Linked DNA regions of Homo sapiens: region 1 is linked to region 2. A link is a loop called in an ENCODE intact Hi-C map of the cell type or tissue named here. Cell type or tissue: IMR-90. All regions are shown on one strand.

Region 1 (8,000 bases), 1.4 Mb after region 2:
CTAAGGTCATTTATTAAGTACAGAAGTCATTTGGATGAGTTTTTAGGGTTTTCTAGGTATAAAATCACAACCTCAGTGAACAGAGATAATTGATTTCCTCTTTTCCTATTTGAATGCATTTTATTTCTTTCTCTTGCCTCATTGCTCCAGTACAATGCTTAATAGGAATGGTGACAGTGGACATCTCTGTCTTGTTCCACTTCTTAGGGGAAATGCTTTCAACTTTTCCCCATTCAGTACAAGGTTAGCTGTGGGTTTGTGGTGTATGGCTCTTATTATTTTGAAGCGTGTTCTTTTGATGAATAGATGGTTGAGGGTTTTTATCATGAATGGATATTGAATTTTATCAAATGCTTTTTAGTTATCTAATGAGATAATCTTATGGTTTTTGTTTATAACTCTGTTTATGTGGTGAATGACATTTATTGATTTGTGTTCATTGAACCATCCATGCAGCCCTGGAATAAAACCCACTTGTTCATGATGTAGTTATTATTTTTTTGATGTGCTGCTGGATTTGGTTTGCTGGTATTTTGCTGAGGATTTTTAATCTATGTTCATCAGTGATCTCTGCCTAAAGTTTTCTTTTTTGGTTGGTGCTTGACTGATTTTCATACCAGGGTGATCTTCCTTTTTTTAGAATGAGTTAGAGAGTCATCCCTTCTCATTTTTGTTGTTGTTGTTGTTTAATTTCTGTAAGGCTGGTATAAGCTCTTGTTTGTATCTCTGGTTAAATGTAGCTATGAATCCATCTCATCCTGGGCTTCTTTCTTTGGGAGATTTTTGATTACTGTTTACATTTCATTACTCATTATTGGTCTGTTAAGGGTTTTTGCTTCTTCCTGGCTCAATCTTGAGAGGCTGTATTTTCCATAAATGCCACCTATTTTTGTATGGTTCACATGTCTGATGACTTTCTATTTGTTTTCCATTTGCACATTTTGATAATTAGAAAAAACTCAAAAGAATAATAATATTTTGTGACACATAAAAATTACGTAAAAGTAATGTCAGTATTCATTAATTAAGTTCTATTGTAACACAGTCATGCTCATTTACTTAAGTATCATCTATAGCTAACATTTGTGTGACAATGTCAGCGTTCAGTATCTGTCATAGAAAAGATGTGGTCTGCTAATTTTGAAATGTTTATTACTTCTACTTTTATGTAAAAAGTTTGTTAATTCCTAGATTGCTGTATAAAGAGGACTTTGCTATGTGGACATTCTATTTGCTTTGCAAAAACAGAATCAAATTGGATCAAGCTAAAGTTGGAGTACATTTTAAGGATACAGGGATGATTCATGAAATGGAAGGAAAAGAATAGGGTTGTACTCAGAAACATACCAGGATATCAGTTTAAATGGCCGTATAAAAACTCTAGTTTGTAACTTCCGGTTCATCAACTCCATTTCATTTACTCTACTTGGAAAAGAGTCTCCTGTTTCTTCAGGCAACAAAGTTTTATATATATATATATAAAACTCATACCTCACATACGTATACACTTTCTATATTCAAGCTTCTAAACTTATGTATTACTGGTCAAGCTACCCAAGCATATATTGTTTCTTGGCCTCAATTCACAATTCCTGGGAAAATTACTCACTGGATAAAATGTAGTCAGGGTTCCTCCTATAGGTCAAGTAACAATATCTAAGGAAGGTAATCATATTGTAAAAACATAGTTGGCCATAAATTTCTCCATGTCCACATCATCATGCATGTGGAAGGTGGAATTCCTAAGATTATCATTATGTGGTAGATCAGCCATTATATTAATCTAACAGTAAAAGTAATATTGGACACGATCATTACACATATTCCCACACATAAAGTTAAAAGGTATAATGAAGATATCAAATTATTTTGGGTGGACTTCAACTCTTTCTCTTTTGACATCAGAAAGGGAGAAGGAAACCCTTTCTCTGTTTATTTCCCAAAGGGAAGTCAAATAGACAAAATTATGAATATGCAAAATACACTTGATCAAAACAGAAGCACACAGAGTTAAACAATAAAACTACATGTAACTACATACACAAAAAAATCCATGGCAGCAATAGTAATAGTTTGTAGTGTTTATTTGTCTCTCACATTGTACAAATATTTCTAAATATTTGTTTTGTATTATATATTTCATCTAACTCTTACAATAGACAATGGGGTAGGTAATATGAGGACCGCCATTGATACATAAGAATTATCTGGCTTAGATAAGTCAAGTAACTTGACTCAGGCTGCACAACTGTAAATGTGTCATGTCTGAAAACTAATACTGCCTTCTTCTCTACTAATCTATTTTGCAGGATGAAAGAATTAACAGAATTTTAATTCATCAAATATATATATATATATATACACACACACACACACACACATATATACACATATATATATACACATATATATACACATATATATATACACATATATATACACATATATATATACACATATATATATACACATGTGAATTTAATAATTTTATCTTGGGATACTAGTTTCTAAAGTGTTTACATAAAAAAGGTAATAGTAATAATATATACTTGTTTCAACTAGACAATTTTATCAAAACTGATTAGAGGGCCAGGCACGGTGGCTCACACCTGTAATCCCAGCACTTTGCGAGACTGAGGAGGGTGGATCACTTGAGGTCAGGAGTTTGAGACCAGTCTGGCTAACATGGCAAAACCTCATCCCTACTAAAAATACAAAAAAATTAGCTGGACATGGTGTCAGGCGCCTGTAATCCCAGCTACTCAGGAGGCTGAGGCAGGAAAATCGCTTGAACCTGGGAGGTGGAGGTTGCAGTGAGTCAAGGTTGCACCACTGCACTACAGCCTAGGCGACAGAGCAGGACTCTGTCTCAAAAAAAAAAAACAAAAAACTGTTAGAGAACAAATGAAATTCTGCATGCAAAAATTATTACTGTATCTGTGAAGGAAAAACTAATACTTCTAGTGTGACTTTTTGTTTCCTCAGTCAAATTTAATTCAAAATGAATGAGAAACGTTGCAAATTTCTGAATAATATTAAAGTAATTTAATATAATTATTGATAATTAATATTAATATTGATAATAATAGAATGTTCCTAGACTGCTTCTTGTTTTGCAGCTTAGCAAACTAAACAATATATATATTTTAAAGTATAGTTTTTCTAATATTTTAAATTAGTCGTATATTTGGTAAATCACATACCTTTAGCCTTGTTTTTTTTATGATTCTGAACACATTTTTCACCATTTGAATAAAACTTAGCTCTTCCTCAAATTTACATTTGCCTGAATGATTTCTTTCAATTAGAGAATTGCATACGGTTCTCTCAGTTTCATTTCTGGGTTTAACACCACACTTGACAAACTTCACCTTGGCAATAGTTTAGAATTTGGTTTATTTTGACAGAAGGATATATGATCTTGGTGAAGAAATCCGCTGCCTTTCAGAGTAGTATAACTAACTATTAAAAAGATGTATATCAAAAGATGTTAATGCCTTAATCAAAATGGTGCTTACTCTTGATAAATTGTATGCGTAACTTTAAATACACATACAAATATATTTATTGAAGTTTTATGCAGTGTCATTCAATATTGTTATTTTAAATATCTGATGAGTTTCTCATGCAGCAAGAAAAAAAAGAAATATTCCCATAGGATGCCTAATATATTGAAATTCAGAAAGATAAATTTATTTTCATAAAACATTACATGAATGAAAACTTTATAACACCCCATGCTATTCATAGAAGTGTATACTAGACCACGATGTGCCTATGGGTATTATCATTTAAAAAACTTTCCTTACTTCTCCTACTATATTATACAAAAGCCGTTCCCAGAAAATACAAATTTGATGAATAAATTTAGCACTTTATATATTGTTTTAATATCTGTTTTCTAGAGCCAGATGTTCTTCTAATTTATTTTAGGCCTAATGAGCAAAGGCTAGAGGTATAGCACATGATATAGAGCAATGGCTTCAAAAATTTTTGTCTACAACTCATAGTAAGAAAATGTATTTTACATTATGACCCAAAGTACACACCATTAGATATGTATACAATAGATATGCATACATATCTAAACAAAGAAAAAAACTGAGATGGATTAGATGTGATACATTCTCATTTGAATTGTATTCTATTTCATACCATCATTTTCTGTTCTATTTTATTTCACTTTATAATGTTGTTTGAGGCCCAATAAGTAGATTTTGCAAAACACAGTTTGTAAAACACTACTCTAAAACCATTTATCTAGAGGCCTAGATACTGCAACCTCACTCCCTCTAGTGTGAGTATTTAATACTGGTTTCAGTTTATCTTCTATTATGAGTTGTTAAAATTTCAAGAAGAGAAAGAAGTACATAAACTTACTATTTGTAGAGAAGACTGTCATCCATACAATGGTCCAGAATATTGGAAGTGTGTTATTTGAAAGGTAATTTATTAAATCATTAGAGACTTTAGAGACTTGAGCCAACCAACCTAAAATGTTGAGAACTCTATGCTCCTCCAAGAAAAAGATGAGTGACATTATTCAGTAGTAGAATTATTGGCATAGCTCATCTCTAAAGCAGATACAACTCAGAGAAAATCAGTTACTCCCATTCAACTATGAAGAATACAAATTTTAATAAGAAGTGAAATTTCACAGTCAAAAATGAGGGGGAGTGTAGTAAGAAGGATATTCCTAATTTATTAGACCTGTCACTTACATTTCCACTCACACGATGACGTCCTTTTAAGTCTCAGTGAAGTATGAAGATGAAAGACTTTTGAAGTCATATCAAAGAAAAATAAGTTCTTTGACATAGAATACAGGTGCCTGAATTTAATGTCTTTTCAGCTTTCACTTTCAATACTCATTCATAATTTACCAATATAAACTAGTACAATTAATGATAATTGTAGTAGCACTTTTCAGGAAAACAATTTTAATTACTAAACCATCCCTGATTCGGTTACTGAATGCAAAAGTGATCTATTTAACAAATGAAATAGATAATTTTAATGTTAAAAGTTTAAAATCATTCAATAAAATGTACATATTAAGTTGAAAGTATTTTGATATCTATACATAGTTGAGATATATAAAATTTCAATCTCTAGACACATTAAATTTCTTTAAAATTATATGTTATTTAGAAAATATCATATATATAAAATTATTATGCCTTATTTTTTAATCATTCTTTGAATTTTATTTGTTGCAAAGAAAAGCATGTTTCCCAAAGTTCATACCCTTCTAAATGACTGTATACAATGGTAGAGGGAGATTATTTTCATATCCACTTTTTTCCCTCCATATATTTGCTTCAATAATTATCTATAATAAATAGATAATGCTGTATAATTATGATATATTTATTTTAATATTACTGAGAAAATAATTTTACCTTAGGATGCTTGACTATTGCTTGTTTCAAGGATTTTTCCCCAAAAAAACTGCTTTTGTCGAATATCTTTACCGAATATTATTTCCTGTTTAATCTGTTAATTTCTGACAGACAAATGTTGATGTTGCTCTATAGTAGTGGTTACATCTCTTTTTTCAATTCTAACGTTTTTTTCTCATATATTTTCATGTTATGTTGTTAGATGCATGTATTTTTTTTCCATTGTTATGTCTTGTTTGATAATTGCACTGTTCATCATTATCTTAGGTCAGTGCAAAAGTAATTGCAGTTTTTGCTATTACTTTTAATGTAACATCCCCCCTTTTTTATGAAATTAATATTGTTATTTTAGCATTTTTAAAATTAATGTTATCATGGTATATCTTTCACCATTCCTTTATTTTAATTTATCTGAATGTTTATATTTAAATCTGACTTATTTTGGACAACATATAGTTGGATCTCTTTTATTAATCCACAATTATGATCTATCTTTTAGCTGATATATTTAGACTCTACACATTCAGAGTAATTGTTGATATAGCTAGATAAATGATGACCATGTTTGTGACTGTTTACTGTTGTTTGCTTTTGTTCCTTGTTTCTTATTTTCTCTCTCATTTTTTGACTTCTATGATTTTAATTGAGGATTTTATATCATTTTATTTTAACTCCTCTTAGCTTACCAATCATACTTAAAAATGATCATGGTTGCCCTAGCATTTACGATATCCATTTTTTAAGTAACTAATTCCTTGTTCAAATAACACTGTACCACTTCACACAGAGTATAGGTATCTTATAACAGAATATCCCCAAATTCCTACTTTCTGTCCCTTGTGAAATTCCTATCATTCACTTCATGTATTCGTATACTGGAATCATTCAATGTATCACTTCCATTATTGTTTTTAATAAACAATTATCATTATATAAATAAAGAACCACAAAATTACTTTTTAAATCTATTCTGTCTTTGATGCTATGCAATCCTATATGTAGATTCATTTATGGCCACTCTTATTTGTCTTCAGCTAAAAAAACTGTTAAAATTTATTGTGTGGCAGGTCTGCTAGTGATAAAGTTTCCTATTTTTGAGTGTCTGAGTAATTCTTTATTTCTGCTTCACTTAGGAAGAATAATTTTATTGGCTATATAATTCTAGGGGCTTTATTCAAAATATTAAATATTTTCTATGTATTTTTCTAATTTTTGACAAGAAATGCCTTGTAGTTCTTATATTTGTTCTCTTCTAGTAAAGTGTCCTCCCATCCCTGGCTTGTTACAAGATTTTTTTCTTTGCCTTTGGTTTTCTGCAACTTGAATATGGTATGTAGTTATAGGTTAAATTGGTCCCCCCCCTTCCAAGTTTATATGTTTAACCTATAAACCCCAGTACCTCTGAATGTGACTTTATTTGGAGAAAAAAAATTTACAGAGCTAATTAAGTTCGAATGAGGTGATTCAGGTGGGTTGTAATCCAATATAATTGGAGCTCTAATGAGAAGGGGGAATTTTAAAAGACATCAATAAAAAAGGATAATGTGAAGACACAAGGAGAAGCAAGCTGTCTGTAAGCCCAAAAGAAAGGCCTGGAACAGATCCTTCCATCATGGTCATCAGAAGGAACCAATCTTGCCTTTATTTCCAGAACTCTGAGAAAACAAATTTATGTTGTTTAAGCCCCACAGTCTGTGGTAGTTTGTTATGCCAGCCCTCCAAACTAATACATACACCAAGTTTTGACGTTTCACGTTCATTTTGCTGTTTATCCTGCTTGTTTTAGAGACAGCTTTCTGTATCCATCATTAAATTTGGAAAGCTTTTAGCCATTATGAATCAAACATTAATTCTGATTTATTTTCTGTTCTCTTTCTGACATTCCAGTTACACCTTTTGGAACTGCTCAATAGTTCTTGGAGGTTCCATTCTTTCCCTCTCCCCGCTATGATTTTTAATTTTGGGAATTTTCTATTTAATTAATTTTGGGAATTTTCTATTTGAACCTCACTGATTCTCTCTTCAGCCATATTAAGCCTACTGCTGAACCCATCAAAGGTATTTCTTCATTTCATTTCTGTTGCAGTGTTTTGGTTGCTAGTACTTCTTTTTGATATTTTTCTTAGAATATTCACCTGTCTATTTACCTTCCCCATCTGTTTTTTTATGTTGTTTACTTTGCCATTAGTTATTTTAAATTTCTTATTTAATTCCAAATTATGTCTTTTACAGTAGTCTGATTCTGATGTTTGGTCTATTCCTACACTGTTGGTTTTCTTGCCTGTTGGCATTCTTATAACATCTTGTTGTAAATGACACATATGTGTAATAGGAACTGAAATTAATTGGTCTTTTATGTGACAACAATGCTAATACGGCTATCAGTGGTCTCTGTCTAATGTTTCCGATAGCTATAGTTGTCACAGACTTAAAATTCTTTCAGTACTTTTATTTTTGTCTTACCTGTTGACTTTGGGCACCCCTGAATACTCCTCCTTGGAACAACTATTGCAGGTGCTTCCACCATAATCCACTGTTATTGTAATGGAGCCCTGTTTGTGTAATGATAAGGTATGGAGAAATGAGTACATTCTGTAA
Region 2 (8,000 bases):
ATGTACATTCTTGTGCAAGATAACCTTTAAAAACCTTTATTTTTCTACCAGTAATATATAGAAAATAGGATTGAGTTCTTATACCTATTATAGTAAGAATTAAGTGAGGTACCATCTAAGCATTTATCAAAGTGATCACTACATGGTAAACATTAACACATGTTAGCTATTACTGCTAAGGAAACTATTTTAATACTTAAATTTCATATGACCATAAAAATAAAATTTAGAAGATGATTTTTAATCATTATTGAAAAAAGAAAATACATTTAAAATACACAATCACTTCTCAGCCTTTTGGCTAAGGTCAAGTGTAAAAGGGACACAAATGTAGTTTAGAGCAAATTTAAGTGACGTAGTTAAAAAAAGGAGGTAATCACAGTATGATAATCAAGTCAGATTATTTCACTATTACAAAGAAAAAGTGAAGTTACAGAGAGAAGTAGTAAGACCTTAGTAACCTAAAGCCTACTAGCTGGCCTGTGGCAAAGTTTTGAAATAGAAATGGTGAATTCTGAGCACAGGGTTAGAAAGAAAGGTCACCTGAGTGATAGAATTATGCATATTTTCTACAGATGCAGGATTCTAAAAATGTGATTTACAGAGTTTATAGGAAAGGCAGTCAAGGAAGAAAGAACTAAAGATACAGATTGAGGTTTCAACTGAATCATAGTTTAAGCAGGGCTATGGGTGTTGTGAGAGAAATTTTAAGGATGAATGTGGTAATATATGTGAAACACTCTCTGTTCCCTGGAAGAAAGGTTCTATAAAAACGTAACATATTGCTGATTCTTAGAATGAATGGTGAAGGTTGAAAGATTTTCAGATGTAGGGAAAGGGCACATTCACAATCCAGTGAGAGGCAAAAGATATTGGAAATGGAAGGTCAGAAACAAGAAACGAAAAATAAAATTTGAATGCTTCTTACAAGACTACACACACATGCACATATACACTACAGTTTTAAACAATTATTTGCATTGGAAATACTCTGTAAACTAAGTTTATTGATTTCTAAGATAGCTTCACTTAGAATTGAATAATTTAAGCACATAAAGTTAAAGTGAATATAGTGGTTGGGGTGAGGAAAGAATGAATTTGGATTGTCTAAGGAAACAATATCATAAAAGAAAAGGTATAATAAAAACAGTAAAGAGATAGATTTTTGAATAAAAATTATTTTGCCAAGAAGTTCAAGAAAATGTTTTGAAGGATAGAATTTAGAACTGTTCTAAGAAGTTCTGTATATGGTAGATAAAGCAATAGCTTGCCAGAAGATATATGGCCAATTTTAGATATATAAAAAGAGTTGGAGGAAATACAAGGAAATTAGAGTGTGCCACCCAGAGTGTCTCATGTGGAGCTGCTGATTGCATGTCCGGATTTCATAACTGATGCAGAGGTAGCTATCAGTTAACTTAGCCAACAGACACTTTTGAAATAAATCAAGCATCCAAATTACAAACAGTATTGAAATATGTTATTGAAGGTCTATACCTCCTTAGTGATTTAAATCTGGATATATTATTGATGCTCTAATTAGAATGTCATATCATATTTTTTCTAAGTAGTCTTATCAATTAGAATTTTATAGTTAAATGGGGATCTAATAATTAATGTCTTATGACTTGAGGAAGAGGCTTTGGAAAACATATTTATCAAATGCTCATGGGAAACAATTCAATACTATAGTGTTACAATAAATTCAAATCGTGTGTTTTGTAATGTATCTGAAATATACTTGAAAAGATAATGGACTTTTCCATTTGTAACACCCATGGCCCTAAAAATCTTATGAAAGAGTAATTCAGTGTCTTTGAGTTCAGAATGTTACAAGATTCTTTTATTATATTAACTTATCACATATGTAAGTGCAAAAAAGTAAAGAATAATCTCAGGCTTTCCCATTATGGTTTATCTTTACTTGCAGAGAGGACATAATTTTGGCTTTGTTAACAGTCTTTTTCTTTTCCCCTTCTTTTTCTTTCATTTCCCCCTTCCATTCACTTATCAAACCTATTTGATTCTACTTTCAAAATATAATCATGTCTTTACGCACTCACCTCTATCTTCATTATATTGATTCAAGTCTAAACTGCCTCTTCCCTGGATTACTACAGTTGTCTCTGAGCTACCTCTGTGCTTTTTGGGTTTTAATCCTGCAGTGTATTCTCAGTGTGGCCAATTGGGGGGTACTTTTAAAATGCAAGTCAGATCATATCACTCCTCAACTCACACCTTCCCCTGGCTTTACATCTTGCTCAGAGTTAAAGCCGTGTCAGCTGGGCACGGGCTCACACCGGTAATCCCAGCACTTTGGGAGGCCGAGGCGGGTGGATCACTTGAGGTCAGGAGTTTGAGACCAGCCTGGCCAACATGGTGAAACCCTTTCTCTACTAAAAATGCAAAAAAAAATTAGCCGAGTGTAGTGGCGGGCACCTGTAATCCCAGCCACCAGCTACTGAGGCAGGACAATTGCTTGAACCTGTGAGGTGGAGGTTGCAGTGACCCGAGATCATGCCACTGCACTCCAGCCTGGGCAGCAGAGTGAGACTCCATCTAAAAAAAAAAAACAAAAAACAAAAAACAAAAAACAACATGTCCTGGAGTGGCCTGAGCATCCCTACAGAATATGTCCCCATCCACCTCGCTGATACGGTTTCCCATTACACAACTATTTGCTTGCTCCACTCTTGTCACATTGGTCTACTTGCTGCCTTCCTACCTGTCCAAGCACCCTTATTCCTAAGCATCTTTACACTTGCTTTTCCTTCTTTCTGAGTGTTCCTTCCCCAGTTAGCTATTCCCATGGCTTACTACTGCACCTGATTTACTTAAATGTCAAATGAAGGCTTCTCTGACCAGTACACTTAACATGGCTAACACACTGCAGCTTCTCCTTCCTAATTGTTTCTTCCCCCTTCCCTAGTTTATTTTATCCATAACATATAATAGCACTTATTACCAACTGGTATACTATACCATTTATTTTGTTTTTCTGTTTATTTTCTCTCTTACTACTTGACTACTTGAATGGAAAACTCCAGGTAAGCTTAGATTTTTGTTTGTATTGTTTACTTTTGTATCATAGCACCTAAAACAGTTTACAGCATGTAGAGATTCTTAAAAATATTTATTAAATGTATAAATGAAATATGTTACCCCCAGAAGCTGGCTAATGTAATGGCACCTTGATAATGCATTATTGTCTAGAAGTATTAAAATACTGGAGAGAGGTCACTAAATAAAAAGTCAAGGAAGCAGTACTCAGTGGGAGAGGGAAGTTAGGGAGAAAGGATGGCATAGGGGAATGAAAAGCCTGTGGATATTCATGAAAAAATGAAACTATGCCTGTATCAAAATATCTCATGTATTCTATAAATATATACATCTACTATGTTCCCACAAAAAATCAAAAAAAAAAAACTTATCTGCTTTCATAAGTTAACCAAACCCTGCCTGCCTACTTTTGCCAATAGATGTCAGTGGTTGACCATATGAGTGAAATTATTGCAGATACACTTATTTTATGCCACTCTTAAAAGGCTAGTCTTTAAGGAGTGTCTCATTTCTTAAATGATCCTTTTTATTATTTTACCTTGAGAAGTAACATATATTATGACATGATAGAGTTGACAAGACGAAATGTTAATAGATTCCCTAATATACTGAAACTATTGAAATTTAAGGGCTATAAGAAGTATTCAAATTAAAATGACTTTTTTAAATGGTTGCTTTGTTTATACAGATTTATGTATATTCCTCCAACCATGCAATTTTCAAAGTGCAAAAGAAATTGTTCGTACATACAGTGTTTTATTCACATTCATGCTTGCTATGGAGATTTTTATCCAGGTTTCAATCAATTTAGTTTAATCCAGTACAATTCCCAGGCAGTTTGAAAAGAGTTTTATTTTTTAAATTATAAATGGTAATTGAGTAGTCATCATCTTATATCTTTTAAGAATGATTGTGAACATTGATTTTAACGTAAATATTCTCGTTCCAAAGTCCTAAGTACCTCCAATGAAATACAATCGTTTTCCATTTTTTGTTCTACTACTTAATAATTTTTATCAATGTTTAATTCCTTAATTGTATCTTTCAGAATTAAAATTAATGTTAAAAATAAACAATATATGTTATATTTACATGGATTTATAGTTTCAAAAATACCTGCCAACAGGTGTTTAAAAATTTCAAGAATGATATCATGTTTCTCTTCTTTGGTCAGTGGGAAATTCAGAGGCCTCTGAGGTATTTAAAAATTCTCCTGATCATGATTATTTTTTCTAGAAAATTGCTGTTACTATGTTGGACAAAATAATGAGGCAAAATATTTTGATAAGGGTTTTATTGAACAGAACTAAAATGTGTGCCATCATTTATTGATTAATTCAACATATATTTATTGAGCTCCTACTAGAGATCATTAATTTAAGATATCTTCTTTTTTTTTTTTACTATGGCTATCTGTTGCCATGTAAAGAAGGTTTTTTTTTCTCTTTTTCTATGTATAAAGTAATTGAAAAAAATAAATTCAACTGGGTGTGGTGATCCCAGCACTTTGGGAGGCCAAGGTGGGAGGATTGCATTGACCCAGGAGTTTGAGACTAGCCTGGGCAACAAAGTGAAATACCATCTCTACAACAATTTAAAAATTACTCCAGTGTGGTGGCAAGCACCTGTAGTCCCAGCTACTCAGGAGGCTGTAGTGGAAGTTTCACTCGAGCCTGAGAGACTGAGCTTGCAATGAGCCGAGGTCATGTCACTGCACTCCAGCCTGGGCAACAGAGAAAGATTCTGTCTCAAATAAATAAATAAATAAATAAAATAAAACTAATTGGGTGAAAGGACATACAAGACACAGAGTTGGAGAAAATATTTGCAATACTTAATCTGACCGAAGTTGTGCATGCAGCATATATAGGGAATATATTAAATAGTCAGTAAACATATGAAAAAATGCTCACCAATATTGGTCATTAGAGAAATAAAAATGAAATCACTATATACCCACAATAATGTCTAAAATTTAAAAACAAGACTGTGGAGCAACAGGAACCCTCACACAGATTTGATGGAAGTGTGCATTGTTACAACCATCTTGCAAAACTGGTTGGAAGTATCTTTTAAAGCTGAACATCTGCAAACCTTATGACCCGGTAATTTCTTTCCTAGGTATCTATCCAGAACAATTGCATATACACATGTATAAAAAAAGATATGCATCAGAATTTCATCTACAGTGTTATTTGTAAAAACACTATACTAGAAACAATCCAAATGTGAATTTATGAAAGAAAGAATTAATACATTGTAGAATAGTCATACAAAGAATACAGCAATGAAAAAGAATGACCTCTTGCTACATGCAACAACATGAATGCATTACAGATTATATTGAGGCTGGGTGCGGTGGCTGATGCCTGTAAACCCAGCACCTTGGGATGCCAACGTGGGAGGATTGCTTGAGGCCAGGAGTTCGACACCAGTCTGGTCAGTATGATGAAACACTGTCTCTCCAAAAAAAAAAAAAGAAAGAAAGAAAATAAAAGCCAGGCCGTGGTGGTGCGCACCTGTAGTCCCAGGTACTCCAGAGGCTGAGGCAGGAGAATTGCTTGAACCCACGAGGTACAGGTTGCAATGAGTCATGATGGCACCTGTTGTGGGAAGTCAGGGACCCCGAAAGGAGGGACTGGCTGGAGCTGTGGCAGAGGAAGATAAACTGTGAAGATTTCATGGACATTTATCACTTCCCAAATAATACTCTTATAATTTCTTATGCCTATCTTATTTTTTTATTTTTTATTTTTAAGATGGAGTCTCGCTCTTTTGCCCAGGCCAGAGTGCAGTGGCACTATCTCGGCTCACTGCAAGCTCGGCCTCCTGGGTTCCTCAGCCTCCCAAGTAGCTGGGACTACAGGCACCCACCACTGTGCCTGGCTGATTTTTTTGTATTTTTAGTAGAGATGGGATTTCACTGTGTTAGCCAGGGTGGTCTCGATCTCCTGACCTCGTGATCTGCCCGCCTTGGCCTCCCAAAGCACTGGGATTACAGGCATGAGCCACCACCCCCGGCCATGCCTGTCTTATTTTAATCTCTTAATCCTGTTATCTTTGTAAGCTGAGGATGTAGGTCACCTCAGGACCACTGTGATAATTGTATCTAACTGTACAAATTGATTGTAAAACGTGTGTTTGAACAATATGAAATCAGTGCACCTTGAAAAAGAACAGAATAACAGCGATTTTAGGGAACAAGGAAAGACAACCATAAGGTCTGACTGCCTGTGGGGTCGGGCAGAATAGAGCCATATTTTTCTCCTTGCAGAAAGCCTATAAACAGACATGCAAGTAGGGAAGATATCAATAAATTCTTTTCCTAGCAAAGAATATTAATAATTAAGACCCTGGGAAAGGAATTGCATTCCTAGGGGGAGGTCTATAAATGGCTGCTCTGGGAGTGTCTGTCTTATGCGGTTGAGATAAGGACTGAAATACACCCTGGTCTCCTGCAGTACCCTCAGGCTTATTAGGGTGAGGAAAAAACCACTTCCTGGTAAATTTGAGGTCAGAGAGGTTCTCTGCTCTTGAACCCTGTTTTCTGTTGTTTAAGATGTTTATCAAGACAATACATGCACAGCTGAACATAGACCCTTATCAGGAGTTTTTGATTTTCCCCTTTACCTTGTGATCTTTGCTTTGCCCTTTTCCTTGTGATCTTTATTGGCCTCAGAAGCATGTGATCTTTGTTCTCCTTTTTGCCCTTTGAAGCATGTGATCTTTGTGACCTACTCCCTGGTTCATACACCCCCTCCCCTTTTGAAGTCCTTAATAAATCCTGCTGGTTTTGTGGCTTAGGTGGGCATCACTGTCCTACCGATAAGTGATGTCACCCCTGGTGGCCCAGCTGTAAAATTCCTCTCTTTGTACTCTTTCTTTTTATTTCATGGACCAGCCAACACTTAGGGAAAATAGCAAGAACCTATGTTGAAATATTGGGGGCAGGTTTCCCTGATAGGCACCACTTCACTGCAGCCTGAGCGACAGCAACACACTGTGTCAAAATACATATACAAAAAGAAACTAAACAAGTAAATATTATAATTTAATTTTATTTATATAAAGTTCAAAAGCAGTCAAAACTAGTCTATGGAGGCAGAAACAGCAATACCTTTAGGAGAGGTATTGACTGAAGGAGTTCATGAGGGAGGCTTCTAGAAAGATGGTAATTTTCTCTTCCTTGATCTGGATGGTTTTACACAGGAATGTGTACTTTATAAAATTATTGCAATTTGCCTACCTTTCTGTATATGTGCTACACTTCAGTAAATATTTAGTTGGAAATCGAACTGATTACTCTTTTCATAATTGTTAACAGAATAACACTAATACATTTTCTATCACTTCATAAACACTTGACTATTCCAAGTAAAAGATTCCTTGAGACTCTTTGCAAGGTAGGCAGAAGGCTTTCCTCATTCACTCATTTACATTTTTAACCAGTGTCTATATCATATTATGTGGGTGAAAGAACAGGACTGTGGTGATGAAGGCAGAAGTGAGATTATTCTATTCGAGATGCTGCACTAAACACAGCCATTTAAAGCACAAAACTAAGCTCTAAAATTTTTGAAAGAACATTATGAGAGAAACACAATGGAATACAGGTTTGTTTGTTTCTTTTTAGTTTATTTTGTTTTTTACCTGATATAATAAGGCATATTAGAATACAGATCAAACTTTTTAGTAGCTCTTAATTCTGAGAGAATCTTACTCTATTTTTTTCTCTTTTTCAAAAAATGTAAGGGTCATTAAAACAATATAATGCCTGTGTTTGTACCATATACATTTACATGTACCCTGTACCATATACATATACAACCAAACAAATCAAATCAAGAATCATATTTCCTATGTGTTTAAATGCTTCCTGGTGATAATTCTTTATATTCAGTTTCTTGTAGATATCTGAATCCTATCATGAAAAACAACTG

What was found. Peaks named below come from ENCODE experiments on the same cell type or tissue, not always from the same donor. Only the 100,000 strongest peaks of a DNase experiment are listed, where the experiment ranks them.
Region 1: it touches region 2 in a loop (3-fold over the local background); 2 of 110 quality-filtered maps call a loop at or near these places.

What each region holds. Positions count from the first base shown.
Region 1 is chr1:190,954,059-190,962,058 of GRCh38, reverse strand. No RefSeq gene overlaps it. Among named protein-coding and RNA genes, the nearest start is that of LINC01680, 270 kb to the left of the region's middle. In IMR-90, a CTCF peak has its summit at 4,264; no DNase peak of the experiment used is centred here.
Region 2 is chr1:192,306,967-192,314,966 of GRCh38, reverse strand. No RefSeq gene overlaps it. Among named protein-coding and RNA genes, the nearest start is that of RGS21, 6.0 kb to the left of the region's middle. In IMR-90, a CTCF peak has its summit at 3,480 (motif pointing right); a DNase peak (open chromatin) is centred at 3,486; H3K27ac peaks cover 553 bases.